Linked DNA regions of Homo sapiens: region 2 is linked to region 1. A link is a loop called in an ENCODE intact Hi-C map of the cell type or tissue named here. Cell type or tissue: mammary epithelial cell. All regions are shown on one strand.

Evidence for each region. Hi-C counts contacts between places; a loop is a spot of excess contacts. Peaks named below come from ENCODE experiments on the same cell type or tissue, not always from the same donor. Only the 100,000 strongest peaks of a DNase experiment are listed, where the experiment ranks them.
Region 2: it touches region 1 in a loop (10-fold over the local background); 66 of 110 quality-filtered maps call a loop at or near these places.

What each region holds. Positions count from the first base shown.
Region 1 is chr2:54,102,867-54,110,866 of GRCh38, reverse strand. LOC105374615 (a long non-coding RNA gene) reads right to left here and starts at 4,564. Exons shown (of 2, transcript XR_940093.1): 1 at 4,526-4,564; 2 at 1,876-3,154. It also overlaps a transcript of ACYP2 not described here. In mammary epithelial cell, CTCF peaks have their summits at 3,739 and 6,858; a DNase peak (open chromatin) is centred at 6,936.
Region 2 is chr2:54,699,913-54,707,912 of GRCh38, reverse strand. No RefSeq gene overlaps it. Among named protein-coding and RNA genes, the nearest start is that of EML6, 20 kb to the left of the region's middle. In mammary epithelial cell, a CTCF peak has its summit at 3,033 (motif pointing right); a DNase peak (open chromatin) is centred at 6,702.

The sequences.
Region 1 (8,000 bases):
CCTTTCCTCAGGTATCGGTCAACGTGTCTTTCTAGCTCCAAGGAGTAAACACCGAGTTCTCAGAGAGGTTTTCTTAAAGACTGTCTCACTGAGCTTGGGGTGATGGGGCGACACCTTGCTTCTCTCTCCCACGGTGGGAGGGAAAAAAGCCACAGTTCCCTACTGCATTTCCCCAAAGAAATACTCTGGATCCTGAGGTGGGTGTTGGACTAAAAATCTTAAAACTCTTTTAAAATGCCCCTTTTGCACAACACAGGGAGTTTAGCACCTCATCTCAAAATGTAGCTATAACTATGGTTTTGTTTTCAGTCCCAGGTCTCAGCTAAAGCAGAGATAAAAGTCCTGTTTTTCAAATCAACAGAATTCAATACATATACCTTGTTTGGATCCTGATTTGAGTACGTAAACTTGAACAAGACATTTTTTAGACCATTGGGGAACTTTGAATGTAGGCTGACTACTAAACATTACAGAATCATCATTAACTTTGTCACTGTGATAACGGCATCGTGGGTATATTCTTTAAAGGCCTTATCTGTTAGAGGCATGTACTGAAATACATAAGGGTACTATGATATAATATTTGGCGCTTGATTTAAAATCCTCAGGGTTGGCAGGTAGGACAGTTTAGATAGAATAAACTTGGAAATGGTGACAGTTTTGAAGCTGGGTCTTGGGTAGATGGGGATTCATTATACTATTCTCTAATTTTGTGTGTGTTTAAAATGCTTACGTGAAGTTTAAAAATAAAATTAAAAATTGAAGAGAATATAATTTAATTCTACGAAATGCCTGACTAGTAATCCTCAAAACTGTCAAGGTCATCAGAAACAGAGAAAGCCTGAGAAGCATCTACCAGGAGCCTAAGGAGACCTGATGACTAGATGCAATGTTAGTATCCTTGGTGGGATCGTGGGACAGAAAAAGAACTTGAGGTGAAAACTGAGGACATCTGAATAAAGTACAAACTTTAGTTAATAATGAGATATTGATATTGGTTCATTAATTGCAACAAATATACCATTTATCATTAACAATGGTAGAAAATACTATTTATTAATATTAAGATATTAATAATAGGGTAACTGAATGTGGGGCATATGGGAACTCTACTATATTCACAATAATTTTTTTAATCAACAACTATTCTAAAATTAAAATTTTACTTTCTGAAAGTTTATTTTAGTATCCTATTATATGTTTTCATAATAACATTTCAAAATAATTTCTCAATGTGGTGCATGAGCAGATTCACCATTTCAGTATACAGGCATATAATTTTTTTTATTTTTAAATTTATGTTTTATCTCAATAGGTTTGGGGGAACATGTGATGTTTGGTTACATGAATAAGTTCTTTAGTGGTGATTTCTGAGATTTTGGTGCACCCATCCCTCAAGCAGTGTACGCTGTACCCAATATGCAGTTTTTTTATCCCTCACCCCCTCCCACCCTTTCCCCCGAGTATCCAAAGTCCACTGTGTCATTTTTATGCCTTTGCATCCTCATAGCTTAGCTTCCACTTATCAGTGAGAACATACGATATTTAGTTTTCTATTCCTGGGTTACTTCACTTAGAACGATAGTTTCCAGTTCCATCCAGGTTGCTGTGAATGCCATTATTTCATTTCTTTTTATGGCTGAGTAGTATTCCATGGTATATGTGCATATATATGTATACCACATTTTCTTTATCTACTCATTGATTGATGGGCGTTTGGGCTGGTTCCATATTTTTGCAATTGTGAATTGTGGGCATATAATTTAAATTTCGAGGCAACCCTGAAGTCATGCTCAGGCATAGATAGGACCAAACAGTTAACTTTCAAAGCACTAAAGCATATCTGAACTGGCATAAAGAAGAACAAGTAGATAATCAAATATACTAAAACCTTTATTAATGAAAAGAATGTATTACAGAAATAGTTCATTTCCAGAGGAAGAAATAATATAAAATGCAAAAGAATATATCTAGAAGTAAGGAAAAGTAAAGGAAAATATCATTATAATTAGCATTGAGTCCTTTAGAAAACAGGAAGTAGGCATCTGAAGGTATTGAGTGAGAAAAAGGTAAAGTTAATATTACATCAGGAGGCAACTAATCACAGATGCCACTGCTTGGACACACCAAGGAGGCAAAAAATGGCAAAGTCAGATTTTGAACAGAGTGTGCCCAGACTATGAGCTATCACAACAAGACAGGGAAGGCGAAAAAGGGCCAGCCACCAACTCGGGGGAAAAAGGGCCAGCCACCAGCTCAGACAAAAAGTAGGCAACACAGACCCCTCCCTTCCTAATATCCCCCAGGCGTGGACTTCAGCTGGTATCAGGTTTGCTTTTCCTATGGAAGCAAGGAGCCTATCCGGGGAAGAGATTCGTCCTGATTTCTTCTTAGTTCACACACACTTAAACTCCCGAAAGGGCTTGACTCAGATTTACCCGCAGGTCTGGGCTAGTGTGACAACAAGGGCCTTCGTGTCTTTAAAATAACTCATCTACTTCATGATGTCCTTGGTGAAACAGTGGATTGGTACACACATCCATTGCAATCTCTTTCTAGCTGGACTTTCTGTTTCTGTAGGGCTGGGAAGTTTAAAGCTACAAACCCTGGACATTCTTGCAATTAAGATTCCTCATGTGATAGAGTTTCCACCAGCAGAATTAAAATTGTAGATGTGGAGGGAGGGTATGAGTGAGGCAGGGGCCATCTGCTGCTGGTTCTGTGATAAGCACAGTCGCGGAGGAGTTTAGTTATTCTGTGCCATTGTTAACTGACTGTTCACTGGCTTGTGGGGCACCAAGAGGCAGGGCACAGGACATCTGTTTTACTAATTAATATCATAGCAAGCTTGGCGGGTCCCGGAGTGGCAGCTTTTTGGATGTGGCAGTTTCCAGAGCATGGCAGCTTCTGATGATGGCAGGGGATGCATTGTTTTGAATCCAGCAGCTATAGCAACAACTTCCCAATTCAGCAAATGGTTTCCTATTGCAGGATCAGTAGATCCCTTGATGGCCCAGTTCTGCAGTAAAAGTCCATCCTAAAACTTCAGCCTCAAAGTGGATCTCTATCTGATCTCAACATTTGAATTTCCAGGGGAGTTTATGCCCAAAGGTTTTGATTCATTATGTCAGCAATGGATTCCCGAATTGATATTCTAAAAAAGCAACCCAGATGCTTGTGATACGAAGCTCAGATTGAGAGTGAGTGACCAAGAGCCTCTTTCATTAGCCCTGCCAACAACTTCATAAGCCATTTAATGCCCAGTGTTAAACAATTTCTGTTTAAACTGTCTGGAATGGATTATTTTTTCAGTAACTAAACCTTGACCAGTGCAATGTCTGGGGCAAAATCTTCACAACAGGAATAGAACAAAGGTTAGGCAGAATGAAAGTTCAAATATGCCATCCCTTTCTGTCAATAGAGGAGCATTAAAATTTTCAACACTTACAAAGAGAAGAAATAAAGATTGTAACAAAAAAAAACAAGCTAAGAATAGTAACAAAACCAAGCTTAGAGCTGTTGAAAAATAAATTGCTGTTGAAAGATTATAGAATAAATAAAGGCTTAGGTAGCCTGTATTATGCAAATTAGTCACATCATGCTTATTTATTTTTACTATCTACTTGGTTTGCAGCTATATTATTTTATTTTGGAAAAAAATGATAGAATAACATTAAAAAGAACATGTCTAGCGCTCTAGTTAACCATAATTTCTGGTCTGTTGCTGCCACCTACCATCTACCCAAGGCAAGGCAGTTCCCGTGGGTAGGGTTACTCTTTCAGTCTTCAGGAAGCTAGTGCCACCTAAATGTCTTTCATTTCGGTGACACACTTCTAAAATACTTTTAGGTGCATGCTAAACCCCTAAATGACAGGCTGTTTAATTACTGTTAGTACCCTTCACTCAACAGATGACTTAAGTATTAAAGTATCTTGACCATGAATTACAATTAGATATGGATGTTATAAGAAAAGCAAAATTTGGCCGGGCATGGTGGCTCACGCTTGTAATCCCAACACTTTGGGAGGCCGAGGGGGGGCGGATCACGAGGTCAGGACTTCAAGACCAGCCTGGCCAACACAGTGAAACCCCGTCTCTACTAAAACATACAAAAATTAGCCGGGCTTGGTGGCAGGCACCTATAATCCCAGCTACTCAGGAGGCAGATGCAGGAGAATCGCTTGAACCCAGGAGGCAGAGGTTGCAGTGAGCCGAGATCATGCCATTGTAGCCTCCAGCCTGGGCAACAAGAGCAAGACTCCATCTCAAAAATTTGTCTGGTAAATGTTAGTTGAACTCTTATTATATGAGACATTATGTTGACAGCATATGCATCTACTATATCCTTTAAAATTAGCTTTTCATAAAGACTGTGTGTCTCAGAGATCTCTTGTTAAGTAAATAAGATGGTTTTTACGTGGACATAGGAAGCTTTTTGCAGTATAAAAATATTTCACCTAGAATTATTTACTTTTCATCCTTACTCATAAAATCTGATATTTGTCTGGGAACGGTGGTTCACACCTGTAATCTCTGTGCTTTGGGAGACCAAGGCGGGAGGATCACTTGAGGCCAGCCTGGGCAACCCATCTCTACAAATAAAATAATAATAATAATTTTAAAAATTAAAAAAATTAAATCTTACCTTTAAAAGGTTGATAATAGTGATGAATGCAGTACAGTGTCAATAATTCAGCACTGAAAAACATTTTGCTGATTGACTATATGTGATTTCCTTTTGAGTCCATGAATAGTACATTAACTTACATTTGCAGTGGCATTTTATGATTATTATGACACTTTTATATACCAACTTCCATTTTATATTTACAGGTACAGAACTAAGTAGGACAGGTACTATACTTTAAAGACAAAGAAATAGTCTTAGAACATTTAAAGGATTGAACCCCATCTAGAATCCGGCCTTTTGCGGAAAAATTCAGTGTTCTTTCCACTCTGCCACACTGCCTTCAACAGTCTTTCATTCACTCATTCAACAGATGTTTACTGAATACCCAGTATGTGCCATGTGTAGGTGCTGGGGAGAAGGTGATGTTTTATTTATTAATAGGGTCCAGGCGCAATGGCTCATGCCTGTAATCTCAGCAATTTGGGGGCCTGAGGCAGGAGGATCGCTTGAGCCCAGGAGTTAGAGACCAGCCCGGGCAACATGGCAAAACCCTTCTCCACAAAAAATACAAAAATTAGCCAGACATGGTGGTTTGGCTGTAGTTCCAGCTACTCGGGAGGCTGCACCTGTAGTCCCAGCTACTTGGGAGGCTGAGGTGGGAGAATCACTTGAGCTAGGGAGGTAAGCCATGATCATGCCACTGTACTCTAGCCTGGGCAATAAAACGAGACCCTGCCTCAAAAATAAATAAATAAATAAATTTAAAAAATTTAGAGATGGGGGTAGATTAGGGCTTAGAGAGGTTGTCTGGGAAGGTCTCTGGGGAAGTGATCGCTGAAGAATGGATAAGAAGAAACCAAGAAGAAAGGTGGGAGAACTTAATCCACGCAGAGGGAATAGCATGTAGAAAGCTCGAGTTTCCCAAGTAGGAGAAACTGAAAGAAGCCCAGTGTGGCTGCTGCATTATAAAATATGAGATGGTGGCATTAAATACAGCTTTCAGTCAAGGCAAGGAGAAAGGTCATGCCAGGCTGTGGAAGCCACGGTGGAGTCTGGTTCCTGTTCCAAGTACAGTGGGAAGCCGGGGAAGAGTGCTCAGGCTCTATGTTGCATGCTGCAAATCAGAAGTTTTCCTGGGGGGAAATTTCCTGAATTGTTTTCAACAAAATAGTATTCAAAAAACATCTGAATATTTCCCCAAAAATATCTTCCAGAGACCACTAGATAGTTTGCTAACAATTGTGTAGGCTTCGAAGGGAATACCTGAATTATACCCCATGCCTCAGCTTGTAACACAGTGTTACACTGTGGACACAGTTATCCTCTAAGACCTGACTAGACCCCACTTTTTGTGCAATCCCCTATCAGCCTTTTTTGTCTAGTTGCACATTATGTTCACTTGGGGAACTTGGGGAGTGTTCTTCCCATCTCCAGAAATTTTAATGTAATTAATATGGTGCTGGGCCAGCCATCAGCAGTTGTTAAAAAGCTTCTCAGGTAGTTCTACTGTTTAGCCAGGGTTGAGGATTGCTGATCTGAGGGATTGTGATAAATGACTTTTATGTAATACTTTCTCATTGTCAAAGTGATTTTTGTCAAGTGTAGAATACTCAGACTAACATAAGACTAAAACAGTAGCCTGTAAGGTGACTGTTTATTTGGTGTATCACTCAGGCTCCAGAGTTCTGTATCTAGCAGTTTGGTAAAATCTAACTACATCAAAAATGTCTACTTAACAAAACCTGGAAAAGTTCTTTACAAAGGTGACAAAAGGACTTGAGCTACATGACTAAGCTTGCCCTTTTATGGTTATCCATTTTACTACACACCAATTTTAAAATAAATATATAATACACTATAATACCAAAGGTACATAGTGGGAGGCTCTGATAATTTCCACTTCTTCCTCATGAAGGAATTTATGAACACTTAGTCATTATAATCAAAGAATACTTTCTTTTCTCATCCTATCTTGATTCTGTTCTCCAAGACTACTGATCATCATCCATGCATCAATGTACTCTTGTCCCACACCAGGCAGCATCAGTATATATCTCCCATCAGAATCCTAATTCTACATGCCAGATGTTCTTAATCTGTACATTTGGAACAGCTCGAAGTTCATTTTAAGTACCAAGTCTCTACCGCCAATAGAGGCAGTACCCACAGTTACACTCAGGAAAATACTGGCTGCCTGCTTTCTTGTTCAACCTGGGGCTGGCTTTGGTCTGTTTAGCTTAGCCTTGCAGCACTCTCTCTAACCTGCAGGATCTGACTGGCATCTGTATTCAGTGTAGCTGCAGGCATTTCCTCTGCCTGCTGCATGACCTGGCCGGCTAGGGCAAAGGGTGGGGAAGGGGAGGGGCTTATTCTGCTCTATTTGGCTACAGAGCAACATCAAGCTGCATATGAATCACTCATAGTACTCCCTGTGGGATACCATTAAAGATCCTCTGATATTTAATGCTCAGAACACTATTCTCTAATATTTCCTATTCACTTTCTTGAGCTCTATATTTTCAAATAAATAAATCATATTTCATAGTCATAAACATGTTAGAAGAATAGGAAGAAAATCAATGGCCCATTTTACAGATGAGAAAACTGGGCCACAGAAGTTAAATCAGAGTAATAACTAAGCCATACAACTATTTAGTGTTTAGAATGAGGATGAGTAAAAGCATAATACCCATTGCATGGATCTATGTGTAATTTAAAACAGTAATCTTGAATAAAAATGTAAATAACAAAGTTAGGAAGCAAATGACAAACTGGAAAAAAAACATTTCCAGCATGCAAAACTGAAAGGAATTAAGACCAAGGTTAAGATGTTAGGAACACCTTAAAAGCACTGTCCTAACAGCAAAATGGACAGATAACTCATAAAAACCCAAATGCAAATGATCAACAGATATCTGAAATAATGTTTATGAATGAATGTGAAATAAAACAATGATGTGGTGGACATGTGTTGCTTTTATCTATGCATTATTCCTTCTCCCCAACTTTTGATAGAAAACTTCTTTCTCACACACTCCAACATGTGGTTGTGGGAGAGCTGATGATACTTGTAATATAAATTTTTTCTTTTGCTGGCACAGTATCCACTCTTTTTTTGTCTTTTACAAACCCTCTTTCTCCCCTATTAGTCCTTGTGATTTTAGGGGAGCTAATGCCTTCCCTTACCCTTGTGCAGGGGTGGCATATAACCCAATCCTAACTCATCAGATTTTTTTATACCTCTGCTACAATGAGAGGTAGGGATGGACACAATTTGGAAACCAGGCCAACCAAAGTCTTCCTTCCTCAGAACCTTTGTGGGACCCATTAGAAATGAGGTATTCCCTTTGAGACCCATGAGACTGCTGA
Region 2 (8,000 bases), 600 kb before region 1:
TTATAGAGCTAGGGACACATGAAATTAAAACAAGACCTGGGTTTAACCACAGCTCTAACCACTTTCCTTGCAGCTTTGAACAAAGCAGTCAATCTCTTTAGGTTTCAATTTACTAAACCATAAAATGAAGGAGTAAGACCAAATGATCTTTGGGATCTCTCCCACCTCTAAAATGTTATGGCCAGTTCATTAATAGCATTAGTTTGATATGGGCAATATATTTTCATGAAGTAGTATAATTCAGTCACACATCATATATTAGATCCTGCTTCAAAGAGTGGGGAAAACAATGTGGAATCAGTGCAATTCACTCCTAATCTAGGGCTCTTTAAAAAGAATAGGGCTGGGTGTGACAGCTCATGCCTGTAATCCCAACAGTTTGGGAGGCCAAGACAGGTGGATCACCTGAGGTCAGGAGTTTGAGAACAGTCTGGCCAACATGGTGAAACCCTGTCTCTACTAAAAATACAAAAATTAGCTGGGCATGGTGGTGTACGCCTGTAATCCCAGCTACTCAGGAGGCTAAGGTAGGAGAATCACTTGAACCTGGAAGGCAGAGGTTTCAGTGAGCCGAGATTGCACCACTGCACTCCAGCCTGGGCAACAAGAGCGAGACTCCATCTCAAAAAAATTAAAAATACTACAATAAAATAAAGAGACTTGGCTAACCTTGTGAATAAACTCAAAACAATTGAATTTTACCTTTTAAATGGTAAGGTTTATGGCATGTGAATTATATCCCAACAAAAAATTACATTAGAAAAAATATTATGCTCATCCTCAAAGAAGGAACATGTGTAGCCTAAAGAAGCTTAAATAGTGATGTGGATCAAAGAGTACAAACCTTTAGATAACTGAACTAAAAAACCTTGAACAGCAATTTAGCTAGGCCAGCAGTAAAAGCTACCCTTTACTAGGACTGGCTACATAATTTACATGGCCCAGTAAAAAATGAAAATGCAGGACCCTTGTTCAAAAATTATTAAGAATTTCAAGGCAGCCATAGCAGAGCATTAAACCAAATGCAAACCACCTCAGAACTCAGGCCCCTGACTACACAGATCACACACAACCCCATGAAGCCAGCTGTATTTACTGAACTGTTAATATTTTGTAGGCCCAGGGCTGAATACGTTACAGACCACTCCTTCAATTTTCACCACAACCTTGCAAAAGTAATATTACTATTCCCATTTTATGAAAGAGAAAATAAAGATTTAAAGAGGTTAAAGAATTTATCCAGTTTCCCACATCTATAGGTGAAAGAGCTGTACTTCAAGTGTAGGTCTGACTCCAAAGTCACGTTTTTTAAACAGTGATCTTCAAACTTATTAATAAGACATTTTTAGTGAGCACTCTGATGTGTGTGTAAATATATAAGAATAAATTATATACATGTACTACTGTATTAATAAGTTATATACCATGGCTGGGCATGGTGGCTCACACCTATAATCCCAGCACTTTGGGAGGCCAAGGTGGGTGGATCACAAGGTCCAGAGATCGAGACCATCCTGGCTAACACGGTGAAACCCTGTCTCAACTAAAAATACAAAAAAATTAGCTAGGTGTGGTGGTGTGCAACTGTGGTCCCAGCTACTCAGGAAGTTGAGGCAGGAGAATCTCTTGAACCTGGGATGCGGGGGTCACTGTGAGCCGAGATCGCACCACTGCACTCCAGGCTGAACGACAGAGCGGGACTCCGTCCCAAAAAAAAAAAAAAAAAAGAAAAAAAATGAGTTATATACCCTAAATGTCATGTAAAACAAAGACATTTTAAAGATGACATATGTAGAAATTCTAATATGTTCTTCCCATACCCTAACCACTCACCTTCCACAGTTGCTGTAGTACTACTCCTGATAAGGTATCCCTTAACCCAGGAATTAAGGCTCCCCTGAGTCCAGCCAAACTTAGAGTTAACAGCACTTAAGACGTTAATTTTCTGGCCGGGCGCGGTGGCTCACACCTGCAATCCCAGCACTTTGGGAGGCCGAGGCGGGTGGATCACGAGGTCAGGAGTTCAAGACCAGCCTGGCCAAGAAGGTGAAACTTTGTATCTACTAAAAATACAAAAAAAATTAGCCGGGTGCAGTGCAGGCGCCTGTAATCCCAGCTACTTAGGAGGCTGAGGCAGAAGAATCGCTTCAACTTGGGGGGCGGAGGTTGCAGTGAGCTGAGATCGTGCCACTGCACTCCAGCCTGACAACAGAGTGAGACTCTGTCTCAAAAAAAAAAAAAAAAAAGTTAATTTTCCTATGTAGGAAATTGTAAAAAGGTAACACTCAAAAAGGTGACTTTTTCATAACAGAATTTTAGGATCTGTGAATAGCAGGGGGTATTTTTTTTTTAATCCTGAGGCTGGCTTGCCTTAGAGAAAGCTCATTTCACTTACTGATAAGATAAGCTGGGTGGGCCTGGCCAACATTTTTGGTTAAATCTAGGTTATCTCCAAAGTTATACAGTAAAGGATGATTCATTGTAAAACACAAGAAGGAAAGCATTGACTTGACAAATGTTTACTGGTGCCTACGATGGGTCACAAATCTTGCTGGTAGCTGGGGATAGATCAGTGAACAAGATAGGCTCTCTGGGGCCAAGATCTAAGTATGTTCTATAGAACACCAGGCAAGGGCAACTTCCATGACTGCAGAAATAAGCTTAGGAGGAAATAAGATGCACTTTATCCTCTGCTCATTGGACATAAACCTTTGGAAAGCAAGACAAAGCTTACAGGTATATTTTATTAAGAAAAATTTCAATAATGTTAGAGTTTGATGAAGACCCCAAATTTTCCTTAAAAATGTCAAAACCCATTTTGACATACAATACTCTTTTTTCTCTATACTGCAGTCTACTTTTTAGATTCTCTTTAAATACTGGCCACTAGTGCACTAAATGTACTAAGAAATGTTTTTTAATTCTGCTTTTATCTCTTTGTATATAACAAACTTTGGTTGAATCATGAATGTACTAAAAATTGACAGCACGAGAGAGGAGATATTTATATCTCTTCCTGAAGATGGCGACAGAAGACCATATCTTTAATAAAGGGCCACATCTTGTGTACCAAGAGGTAAACTCAAGCTGTTTAAGCAGAAAATACTTCCTTCATTGAATTTTTACTAAATCTTCCTTTACTAAATCTACAAGATTTTTTAAAGTATAAATAAATGATATTTTTAGTCTACAGTTAGTTTAAAAGGTGGACTATTTGGATAGCTTGTTTGCTTTGCAACAGTAGCAATAGAAAAAAAAGAGTGAGTAGAAAAAGGAAAATTGGGACAGCAGATTATATCTTGAGCTGCACATGTCAACAATTCTTCAGGTTCCTTTCTTTGGTTGCACAGTTACCCCCATATTTATTTATCCTGGTGCTTGTTTTAATACAGCTCCAAAACCAGTGGGAAACTGGAGCCACAGTCAGTCTGCCTGGTGCAAATCCTGTCTCCACTATTTACCAGACGTGTGACTTGACAAGCTAACATCTGTCTCTGTATCTTTGTTTCCTTATCTGTAAAATGGGGATGATGCTGAGCAGAATAAGCATGTAAAGGACTTAGCACAGTGCCTGGCACACACTAGACATTCAATAAATGGTAGCTCTCATCACAGGATCACAGGGCCCTGTCTAGATGACCTAAGAAGCCTCTTCAAAACATAGCTTTCATTATATTTTAGGAAGAGGCATGGTTTTCAGTATTGGCCAATCCCAGACAAGGGGAAAAATACTCTGGGGACTAAGCAATATAATTGGAATATCTTTGGACTCATTGCTTAAAATGCCAAATTGTTGAGTTTTTCATTTTGATGCAATCAAATAATTTGATTGATGAGTCACTCTAATTGCCACTCAGAATTGTTAGTTTTTGCCTTAATGAAAAATTGCATAAGCAATTTTATTCAAAATGCCACATTTATGTTAATCTATTTCTTCTTTTATTAGGTTGTTGCAAAAGTAATTGCTGTTTTTGCCATTTTAAAAGTAATGGCAAAAAAGTAATTGCTGTTTTTGCCATTTAAAAGTAATGGCAAAACGGCAAAAACAGCAATTACTTTCGTACCGACCTAATAAATTGTTATATATACTTGAAATTCCAATGCATTTTTCTAATTCAGCATTTAATCTTAAAATATTTAGAAAAAAACATAAAGTAAACACCATTTTCCAAATTACATGACCTTAATGAGCAAGTTCAATTTACTTGTATTCGTTGTTTTTTGTTGTTGTTGTTGAAGCCTTTTTAAAATTTATCACCTCAAGCATTTATCCTTTGTGTTACAATCAATCCAAATATAGTCTGTCAGTTATTTTTAAAAGTACAATTAAATTAATTTTACTATAGTCACCCTGTTGTGCTATCAACTACTAGACCTTGTTAATTCTTTCTAACTTTTGTGCCCATTAACCATCCCCACTTCCCCAACAGCCTCCTACTACCCTTCCCAGCCTCTGATAACTATCCTTCTACTCTATCTCCATGAGTTCAATTATTGTAATTTTTAGCTCCCACAAATAAGTGAAAACATGTGAAGTTTGTCTTTCTGTGCCTGGCTTATTTTACTTAACATAATGACCTCCGGTTCCGTTCATGTTCTTGCAAATGACAGGATCTCATTCTTTTTTACGGCTGAATAGTACTCCATTGTGTCTATGTACCACATTTTCTTTATCCATTCATCTGATGATGGACACTTAGGTTGCTTCCCAATCTTGGCTATTTTGAATAGTGTTACGATAAACATAGGAGTAAAGATTTCTCTTTGATACACTGATTTCCTTTCTTTTGGGTTTATCCTAGGAGGGGGAATGCTGGATCATAAGGTAGCTCTATATTTAGGAAACTCCAAATTGTTTTGAGGAACCTCCAAATTGTTCTCCATTTTGGCTATATTAATTTACATTCCTACCAACAGTGTACAAGAGTTCCCTTTTCTCCACACCCTTGCCAGCATTTGTTATTACCTGACTTTTGGATGAAAGCCATTTTAACTGGAGTGAGATGATATCGCATTGTAGTTTTGATTTGCATTTCTCTGATGATCCATGATGTTGAACAGCTTTTCATATCCCTGTTGGCCATTTTTGTGTCTTCTTTTGAGAAATGTCTATTCAGATCTTTTGCCCATTTCTAATTGGATTATTAGACTAGTCCTATGAAGTTGTTTGAGTTGTTTATATAGTCTGATTTTAATCCTTTATCAGATGGATAGTTTGCAAATATTTTCTCCCATTTTGTGGGTTATCTCTTCAGTTTGTTGATTGTTTCCTTTGCTGTACAGAAGCTTTTTAACTCGATGTGATCCCATTTGTCCATTTTTGCTTTGGTTGCCTGTGCTTGTGGGTTATTACTCAAGAAATCTTTGCCCAGTCCAATGTCCTGGAGAGTTTCCCTAATGTTTTATTTTGGTAGTTTCATAGGTTGAGGTCTTAAATATAAGTCTTTAATCCATTTTGATTTTATTTTTTATATGGCAAGAGATAGGGAGATGGGGTCTAGTTTCATTCTTCTGCATATGGATATCCAGTTTTCCCAGACAATTTACTGAAGAGGCTGTCCTTTTCCCAGTGTATGTTCTTGGCACCTTTGTTGAAAACAAGTTTGCTGTAGATGTGTGGATTTATTCTAGGCTCTCTGTTCTGTTCCACTGATCTACATATCTGTTTTTATTCCAGTACCACGTCATTTTGTTTACAATAGCTCTGTACTATAATTTAAAGTCAGGTAATGTGTTTCTTCCAATTTTGTTCTATTTGCTCAGGATAGCTTTGGCTATTCTGGGTCTTTTGTGATTCCATATACATTTTAGGACTGTTTTTCTTCTATTTCTGTGAAGAACGTCCTTGATATTTTGATAGGGATTCCATTGAATCTGTAGATTGTTTTGGGTAGTATGGACATTTTAACAATATTAATTCTTCTAATCCATGAACATGGAATCTCTTTCTAGTTTTTGGTGTCCTCTTCAATTTCTTGCATTAGTGTTTTACAGTTTTTATTGTAGGTATCTTTGACTTCTTTGGTTAATTCCTAGGTATTTTATTTTATTTGTAGCTGTTATAAATGGGATTACTTTCTTGATTTCTTTTTCAGATTGTTTACTTTTGGCATTTACAAATGCTACTAATTTTTCTATGTTGATTTTGTATCTTGCAACTTTACTGAATTTATTTATGAGTTCTGATAGTTTTTTGGTCGAGTCTTTAGGTTTTTCTAAATATAAGATCATATCATCTGCAAACAAGGATATTTTGACTTATTCTTCTCCAATTTGTGTGCTCTTTATTTCTTTCTCTTGTCTGATTGTTCCAGCTAGGACTTCCAGTACTACGCTGAATAACAGTGGTGACAGTGGGCATCCTTGTCACGTTCCAGATCAAAAAGAAAGGCTTTCAGTTTTTCCCCATTGTGTATGGCACTAGTTGTTGGTCGGTCATATATGGTTTTTATCATGTTGGGGTATGCTCCTTCTATACCCAGATTTTTGAGGATTTTTATCATGAAGGGATGTTCGATTTTATCAACATCAATTGATATAATGACTTATTATTAATTGATTTATCAGCATCAATTGAAATGATCTCATGGTTTTTACACTTCATTCTGTTGATATGCTATATCACATTGATTGATTTGCATATGTTGAACCATTCTTGCATCACTAGAATGAAACCCACCTGGTCATGATGAATCATCTTTTTAATGTGTTGTTGAATTCAGTTTGCTATCTTGTTGAGGATTTTTGCAATTATATTCATCAGTGATATTGGCCCATAGTTTTCTTTTTCTGATGTGTCTTTGTCTGGTTCTAGTATTAGAGTAATATTGGCCTCGTAGAATAAGTTTGGAAGTATTCCCTCCTGTTCTACTTTTTGAAATAATTTGAGTAGGATTGGTAGTAGTTCTTTAAATGTTTGGTAGAATTCAGCAGTGAAGCCCCCGGGTTCCGGGCTTTCCTTTGCTGGGAGACTTTTTATTATGGCTTTGATCTTATTACTTGTTATTGGTCGGTTCAAATTTTGGATTTCTTCATTGTTCAATCTTGGTAGGCTGTACGTGTCTAGGAATTTATCCATTTCTTCTAGATTTTCCAATTTATTGGCATATCGTTGCTCACAGTAGCCACTAATGACCCTTTGAATTTCTGGGGTATCAGTTGTAATGTCTCCTTTTTCATCTCTGATTTAATTTATTTGGGTCCTCTCTTTTTTTCTTAGTCTGACAAAATGTTTGCCAATTTTGTTTATCTTTGCAAAAAAACACAACTTTTTGTTTCACTGATATTTTGTGCTGTTTTCTTCATTTTAAATTCATTTATTTATGCTCTGATATTTATTATTTTCTATCTTCTCCTAATTTTGGATTTTGTTTGCTCTTGCTTTTCTAGTTCTTTAACATCTATCATAAGGTTGTTTATTTAAAGTTCTTCTTTTTTGATATAGGCACTTATAGCTATAAACTTTCATCTTAGAACTGCTTTTCATATATATCACATATTTTGGCGTGTTGTGTTTCCATTATAATTTGTTTCAAGAAATTTTGAATTTTCCTTCTTAATCTCTTCATTGACCCACTGGTCATTCAGGAGCATGGTGTTTAATTTCCATGTGTTTGTATAGTTTCTAAGATTCCTCTTGTTATTGACTTCTAGTTTTATTCCATTGTGATCAGAGAAGATGCTTGATTTTATTTCAATGTTTTAAGACTTGTTTTATGACCTAACATATGGTCTCTCCTTGACAATGATCCATGTGCTGAGGAAAAGAATGTGTATTCTGTAGCTGTTAGTGGAAATGTTCTGTAAATATAAATTAGGTCCATTGGGTCTATAGTGCAGATTAAGTCCAATGTTTCTTTGCTGATTTTCTATCTAGAAGATCTGCCCAATGCTGAAAGTAGGGTGTTGAAGTCTCCAGCCATTATTATATTGGAGTCTATCTCTCCCTTTAGCTTTAAAAATATTCACTTTATATATCTGGGTGCTCCAGTGTTGATTGT